Regions from separate parts of the Homo sapiens genome. Here regions 1 and 3 are each linked to region 2. A link is a loop called in an ENCODE intact Hi-C map of the cell type or tissue named here. Cell type or tissue: chondrocyte. All regions are shown on one strand.

Region 1 (2,500 bases), 730 kb after region 2:
GATGACAGATGTGAGCCTCCACGTCCAGCCCATTTTTTTTTTGTATTTTTAGTAGAGACGGGGTTTCACCATGTTGGCCAGGCTGGTCTCGATCTCCTCACCTCGTGATCCTCCCGCCTCGGCCTCCCAAAGTGCTGGGATGACAGGCATGAGCCACCGCAACCGGCCTGAAAAAAAGTCCTAAGGGTCAGACAGTGTGCAGGACAAACCCTCAGTGAAGGTTCTTACCTCCGAAACACTCCTCTTGCCCCAGTAAAAGGATGCCCATTTCAATCTCCGAAACCAAACAACTATGCAGCATCCATGCCTGTGGCCGATAGGACCCACGTACAAAATTAAACCTCTCTTAATTGGGCCGGGCGCGGTGGTTCACGCCTGTCATCCCAGCACTTTGAGAGGCCGAGGCAGGCGGATCACCTGAGGTCAGCAGTTCGAGACCAGCCTGGCCAACATGGTGAAACCTGGTCTCTACTAAAAATACAAAAGTCAGCCAGCTGTGGTCGTGGGCGCCAGTAATCCCAGCTACTCAGGAGGCTGAGGTAGGAGAATCACTTGAGCCCAGGAGGCGGAGGTTGCAGCGAGCCAGGATGGCGCCACTGCACTCCAGCCTGGCTACAGAGTGAGACTCCGTCTGAAAGATAATAATAATTTTTAAAAAAATTAGCCGGGTGTGGTGGCGGGCACCTGTCATGCCAGCTACTTGGGAGGCTGAGGCAGGAGAATCGCTCGAACGCGGGAGTCGGAGGTTGCAGTGAGCCGAGATCACACCACTGCACTCCAGCCTGGGTGACAGAGCAAGACTCCATCTCAAAAAAAAAAAAAAAAAAAGTCACATCAGAATCGGAATTGCAGTTTTAAGAAGATGGAACTTCATTTGGAATCATTTCCTTATCACTAAGCTCTTCCAACAGTCCCTACACCATTGAGACTGGGGCCATGGAGGTGTGTTCCTGTCAGGGCAGCTAGAGAAGCTCTGCGGTTCTGAGTTTTCACACTTGTATTACCAAAAGGCAACGCTCGGCCTGGTGCGATGGCTCATGCCTGTCATCCCAGCACTTTGGGAGGCCCAGGTGGGTGGATCACCTGAGGTCAGGAGTTCGAGACCAGCCTGGTCAACATGGTGAAACCCGGTCTCTACTAAAAATACAAACATTAGCCAGGCGTGGTGGATCACGCCTGTCATCCCAGCACTTTGGGAGGCTGAGGCAGGCGGATCACCTGAGGTCAGGAGTTTGACACCATCCTGACCAACATGGTGAAACCCTGTCTCTACTAAAAATACAAAAATTAGTCAGGCGTGGTGGCGTGCGCCTGTAATCCCAACTACTCGGGAGACTGAGGCAGGAGAATCACTCGAACCCGGGAGGCGGAGGTTGCAGTCAGCTGAGATCGCACCACTGCACTCCAGCCTGGGTGACAAGAGCAAAACTCCATCTCAAAAAGAGAGAAAAATCAAAAGCAACACTGGAAGTTGTAGGTATTGGCTGCCACCAAGTGGCGATTTGAGGAGCAACGCCTTCACCGTCTACCCGGTTTGTGAAACAAAACAAGTTACCAGTAAAACTGAAGGCTTTTCTGAGAGGTCGCAGACCAGTTTTACAGACAAGCATAGACTCCCTGGTGGCCAGGTGCGGTGGCTCACGCCTGTCATCCCAGCACTTTGGGGGGCCGAGGTGGGTGGATCATGAGGTCACGAGTTCGAGACCAGCCTGACCAACATGGTGAAACCCCATCTCTACTAAAAATACAAAAATTAGCCGGGCGCGGTGGCTCACGCCTGTAATCGCAGCACTTTGGGAGGCCGAGGTGGGTAGATCATGACGTCAAGAGATCGAGACCAGCCTGGCCAACATGATGAAACCCCGTCTCTACTAAAAATACAAAAAAAAATTAGCCTGGCGTGGTGGCAGCTGCCTGCAATCCCAGCTACTCAGGAGGCTGAGGCAGGAGAATTGCTTGAATCCAGGAGGTAGACGTTGCTGTGAGCACAGATCGCACCGCTGCACTCCAGCCTGGGCAACAAGAGTGCCACTCTGTCTCAAAAACAAAACAAAACAAAACAAAACAAAACAAAAAAACAGGGCCAGGTGAGGTGGCTCATGCCTGAGCACTTTGGGAGGCCGAGGCAGGCAGATCACCTGAGGTCAGGAGTTTGAGACCAGCCTGGCCAATACGGTGAAACCCTGACTCTACTAAAAATACAAAAATTAGCTGGGTGTGGTGGCAGCTGCCTGTAATCGCAGCTACTCGGAAGGCTGAGGCAGGAGAATTGCTTGAACCCGAGAGGTAGAGGTTACAGTGAGTGGAGATCGCACCACTGCACTCCAGCCTGGGCAACAAGAGTGAAACTCTGTCTAAGAAAAAAAATAAATAAAATAAAGGCCGGGCACGGCGGCTCACGCCTGTCATCCCAGCACTTTGGGAGGTTGAGGCGGGTGGATCATCTGAGGTCGGGAGTTCGAGACCAGCCTGGCCAACGTGGTGAAACCCCATCCCTACT
Region 2 (2,500 bases):
AGAACATGATTTCCATTGCTAATATTTCAGTGAATATCTCTTTTCTAGCTCTAACTCCACACACACACACAGACACACAGACACATCCCTTGTATGTATATATGCATTTATACAGGTGTGGAGGTATTTGTGCATATAGAGATATATATGATCTAGATGTATATTTAACCCATTAGAAAATGATTTTCATGCTGATAGTACTTCAGTGAATATCTCTTAAAAATATTGATCGCACACGTCCCTCATGAAAAGCAATGGTTCCCTAAACACAGACTGTCTGGTCCATCTCGGAGTTTCCACAGTCGTGACTCACATGCAAGCAATGTACAACTATGGCAGGGCTGGGCTCCTTCCCTCCCAGACAGGCTCAAGGTTATGCTCCCTGTGCCGGGATCAGAATCTGGAATCAGGACGGCCACTCCAGTGACATGAAAGGCACACGGGTGACAGGACGGACACCCCAGAGACAGGACGGACGCCCCAGAGACAGGACGGACGCCCCAGAGACAGCACGGAGACCCCAGAGACAGCACGGACACCCCCAGAGACAGGACGGACACCCCAGAGACAGGACTGATGCCCCAGAGACAGGACGGACGCCCCCAGAGACAGCACGGAGACCCCAGAGACAGGACGGACGCCCCAGAGACAGGACTGATGCCCCAGAGACAGGACGGACGCCCCCAGAGACAGCACAGAGACCCCAGAGACAGGACGGACGCCCCAGAGACAGGACGGAGACCCCAGAGACAGCACGGATGCCCCAGAGACAGGACGGAGGCCCCAGAGACAGCACGGACGCCCCAGAGACAGGACGGACGCCCCAGAGACAGGACGGACACCCCAGAGACAGCACGGACGCCCCAGAGACAGGACGGACGCCCCAGAGACAGGATGGAGGCCCCAGAGACAGCACGGACGCCCCAGAGACAGGACGGACGCCCCAGAGACAGCACGGACGCCCCAGAGACAGGACGGACGCCCCAGAGACAGGACGGGCGCCCCAGAGACAGGACGGACGCCCCAGAGACAGGACGGACACCCCAGAGACAGCACGGACGCCCCAGAGACAGGACGGCCGCCCCGGCCCCGCGTTTTCCATGACATATTTTCTCTTCGGCCACAGGATGGCAGTGCCAGCTACGGAAACGGTGGACCGTTGTCGGACCCTTTGCTGAGTTTTGAAACACGTCACTGCCTTCAGCCTTGTGGGTCCCCGGGCTGCGAACCCCGGGACCGCCTTCCCGCCTCGTGGGCCGGGGCTCAGGTCTTTACATTCATCCCAAACCGGGTTCAAGCCCCATCCCTCCCCCGGCTGCCAACCCCGTGCCGTTCAGGCCCCGTAACCGGCTACTTCGGAACTGACGTCGTGAAACCTTTGCTCGACTGTGTTTCTGACGCTCCCGTCACAGAACAGAAGCTGTCGGGAGTGAGCAATGGTCTAGCCCAGGAGAGGAAAATCAGCCGCGTTTCACTTTGCACCGTCATCTCCTCAGCCGCCCCGTTCCCTCCCACACTTGCAAGATTCCGAGGGAGGAAGCCGCTTCTCGGACCCGGGTCCCAAGCTGTGCAGAAAAGGCCAAGGACACATTTCCGTGTCTGTAGACGCAGCAGGCGGCCGCCAGGGCCTCTTGGGCAAAAGACTCCCATTCCCGGCTTTGCCTGCAGACACCCCTCCTCACACGGGCTCTGGAGGTCTGTTGGGGTTTTCCTCAAAAAGTTTATTTTTTTTGTGGTTTGCTTTTCTAGACAGGGTCTCATTCTGTCATCCGGGGGCTGGAGCACGGCGGGAATGATCTCGGCTCAGAGCAGCCTCCGGCTACTGTGGCCTCAAGTGATCCTCCCGCCTCAGCCTCCCGAGTAGCCGGGACCAGAGGCACCTGCCACCACGCCCAACTCATTTTTTTGTATTTTTTTGTATTTTTTGTAGAGACGGGGTTTCTCCATGTTGCCTGGGCTGGTCTTGAACTCCTGGGATCAAGCCGTCCAGCACCTCAGCCTCCCAACGTGCCGGGATGACGGGTGTGAGCCACCGCACCGGGCCTATTTTATTTTATTATTTCTTTTGTAGAAATTGTTTAAGTGGCTACAAAAGTCCACAAACATCCTCCCTGAGATTCTCCCTTAGAATAATCGTCTTCGTGGGCACACAGCATGTGCTGCTGCTGACCTGAGTGGCCTCGGCTCGACGTCTAGACGGCTCAGCGTTTGGACAGTTTCCAATCAGGGTCTGTCACCCAGGCTGGAGTCTGGGTGTGATCTCGGCTCACTGCAGCCTGTTTCCTCCCTCCCTTCCTTTCCTCCCTCCTTCCTTTCCTCCGTCCCTCCTTTCCTCCCTCCTTCCTTTCCTCCCTCCCTGCCTCTCTTCCTTCCTTTCTTCCTGGACAGCCTGGCATCTGCACCGTGTCCTGGCTGAGCCTCCTGCCAGCTCTGTGGCCTCGTTGAGGGGGGCGTGTCTCACCATCTTTGCACCCCAGTTTCCCCATCTGTGAGGCAGGGA
Region 3 (2,500 bases), 690 kb after region 2:
GGCCTTGATAAAAGTCCTCCTGCTTTATAACTTAGCTTTTATTACTTCCCTCAGCATTGTTCCCATGTGGGCTCTGGGACTTTCCTTCCTTTCTTTTCTTTCTTTCCTTTCTTTCTTCTTTATTCTTTCTTTTCTCTTTCTTTTTTCTTTGTTTTTTTTCTTTCTTTTCTCTCTTCTTTCTTCTTTGTTTCTTTTTCCTTTCATCTTTCTTTTGTCTTTCTCTTTTTCTTCTCTTTTTCTTCTTTCCTTCTTTCTCTTTCTTTTTTCTTTCTTTCTTCTTCCTTCCTTCCTTCTTTCCTTCCTTCCTTTCTTTTTTTTTCTTCTTTGGTCCTGATTCTCTTATCACCCCTTATTTCCTGAATGCTAAGACGTTTTCCTAACCTGGTTTAAAAAAATAAATAAATACTGTTTTGTTTATTTCTTCCCGTAGGGTAAATTTATCCACAGAGACTTCTTGGCAGATAGTTTTCTTCGGAAGATGAGGGCTGGGTGATCAGTAAGAAGAGGTGTTGAAAGATGAAGGAGAGAGAGGTACATGGAAATGATTTGTCTTTACCTTCAAGGAAAAGGAACAAGAAAGATAAAAATTATAAATCAATAGGGCTGCTTTTGGAGATGCAAAAGTTTTGTTCATAATAAGAGTTATAATATGACCACCTACATTAAGTTTCGAAACAATAAATTCATTTTTTTTTTTTCACACAGAGTCTCACTCTGTCACCCAGGCTGGCGTGCAGTGGTGCGATCTCGGCTCACTACAACCTCCACATCCCAGGTTCAAGCGATTCTCCTGCCTCAGCCTCCCGAGTAGCTGGGACTACAGGTGCCCACCACCACACCCAGCTAATTATTGTATTTTTAGTAGAGACGGGGTTTCACCATGTTGGCCAGGCTGGTCTCGAACTCCTGACCTCAGGTGATCCACCCACCTCAGCCTCAAAGTGTCTCTCTTATCTACACTCTTATACCAGGGACATTGACCGGGTTTTGGTGTGTTTTGACATTTTACAGTTTCTGTACATGTCCTCTCAGAACTGCAGGAAATTCATGAGCTGGTGGCGTTTGATCCTTGCATATGGGAGAAGAGTCTTATTCTTTTAATTTCAGTATAAGAAGTGTGGTCCTCTAGGTCTCAAAGCCTCACTGAGAGACAGTGGGAGCATTTGGACTTGCAGGAACTGCCGGCCTCGGCAGTAGCATGCTCTGGACAGCCAGAAACTGGATCTGTGTTCCAGGGATGCCCTCTACTGGAAAAATCTATAGCTTCTCTTTCTTGCTTTCAGAATCTCTGTATCTTTTTTTTTTTTTTTTTTGAGACGGAGTCTCGCTCTGTTGCCCAGGCTGGAGGACAGTGGTGCAATCTCAGCTCACAGCAACCTCCATCTCCCAGGTTCAAGCAACTCTCCTGCCTCAGCTTTCTGAATAGCTGGGATTACAGGCACCTGCCACCACACCTGACTCATTTTTGTATTTTTAGCAGAGACGGGGTTTCACCATTTTGGTCAGGCTGGTCTCGAACTCCTGGCCTCATGATCTACCTACCTCAGCCTCCCGAAGTGTTGAGATTACAGGCATGAGCCACGGTGGCCAGCCAACCTGCTTTTCTTACTCAACATTATGTCTTAAAAATATTCCTGGGTCAGTTAATACAAATGTACCCCCACTTATTTTAACTGCTACGGAGTCATCCAGGGAAGGCTTCTAGATTTTATTTAGCTGTTTAAAAAATTCATTTGACTCATTTCCAGGTTTTTGCTTTTATTTTTGTTGGCGGGACAGAGTCTCACTCTGTTGCCCAGGCCGGAGTGCAGTGGTGTGGTCTCGACTCACTGCAACCTCTGCCTCCCGGATTCAAGCAATTCTCCTGCCTCAGCCTTCTGAGTAGCTGGGATTACAGGCTCCAGCAACCACACCTGACTAATTTTTGTATTTTTAGCAGAGACGGGGTTTTACCATGTTGGCCAGGCTGGTCTCAAACTCCTGAACTCAAGTGATCCGCCCGCCTCGGCCTCCCAAAGTCCTGGGATGACAGGTGTGTGCCACCACATCCGGCTAATTTTTGTATTTTTAGCAGGGACGGGGTTTCACCATGTTGGCCAGGCTGGTCTCAAACTCCTGACCGCAGGTGATCTGCCCGCCTCGGCCTCCCAAAGTGCTGGGATGACAGGTGCCAGCCAGTGCGCCCAGCGAGAGTCTCCGTATCTTACAGACTTTGGAAAACAGGATTTTAAAGAATTCAGTCGAGTTCCGTTCGGAGCTGAGTCATGCTGAAATTCCAGCTGCATTCAGGACCTGCTGCGAATAAAACAGGTGAAGTGTCGGGCAAGTTGGTTGCAGGTCTATAAAGGGCTTGGGATAAAGGACCCCAGAAGAAGGAAGGTCTGCCTGCAGGGAGAACATGTTGCTCAGAGATCGCTCAAGCGTGGTCCATATCCCCCACGTTCCCAAGACACCAAACTCCTCACCCCATCTTCCCAATTCTCATCAACAAAGCAATGGA

Evidence for each region. Peaks named below come from ENCODE experiments on the same cell type or tissue, not always from the same donor. Only the 100,000 strongest peaks of a DNase experiment are listed, where the experiment ranks them.
Region 1: it touches region 2 in a loop (7-fold over the local background); 5 of 110 quality-filtered maps call a loop at or near these places.
Region 3: it touches region 2 in a loop (11-fold over the local background); 3 of 110 quality-filtered maps call a loop at or near these places.

What each region holds. Positions count from the first base shown.
Region 1 is chrX:1,156,224-1,158,723 of GRCh38, forward strand. No RefSeq gene overlaps it. Among named protein-coding and RNA genes, the nearest start is that of CRLF2, 55 kb to the right of the region's middle. In chondrocyte, a CTCF peak has its summit at 1,501 (motif pointing left); no DNase peak of the experiment used is centred here.
Region 2 is chrX:426,742-429,241 of GRCh38, forward strand. No RefSeq gene overlaps it. Among named protein-coding and RNA genes, the nearest start is that of PPP2R3B, 41 kb to the left of the region's middle. RefSeq lists a silencer at 2,089-2,260. In chondrocyte, CTCF peaks have their summits at 1,135 (motif pointing right) and 1,342; DNase peaks (open chromatin) are centred at 1,240 and 1,570.
Region 3 is chrX:1,119,220-1,121,719 of GRCh38, forward strand. No RefSeq gene overlaps it. Among named protein-coding and RNA genes, the nearest start is that of CRLF2, 92 kb to the right of the region's middle. In chondrocyte, CTCF peaks have their summits at 1,229 (motif pointing left) and 1,430; no DNase peak of the experiment used is centred here.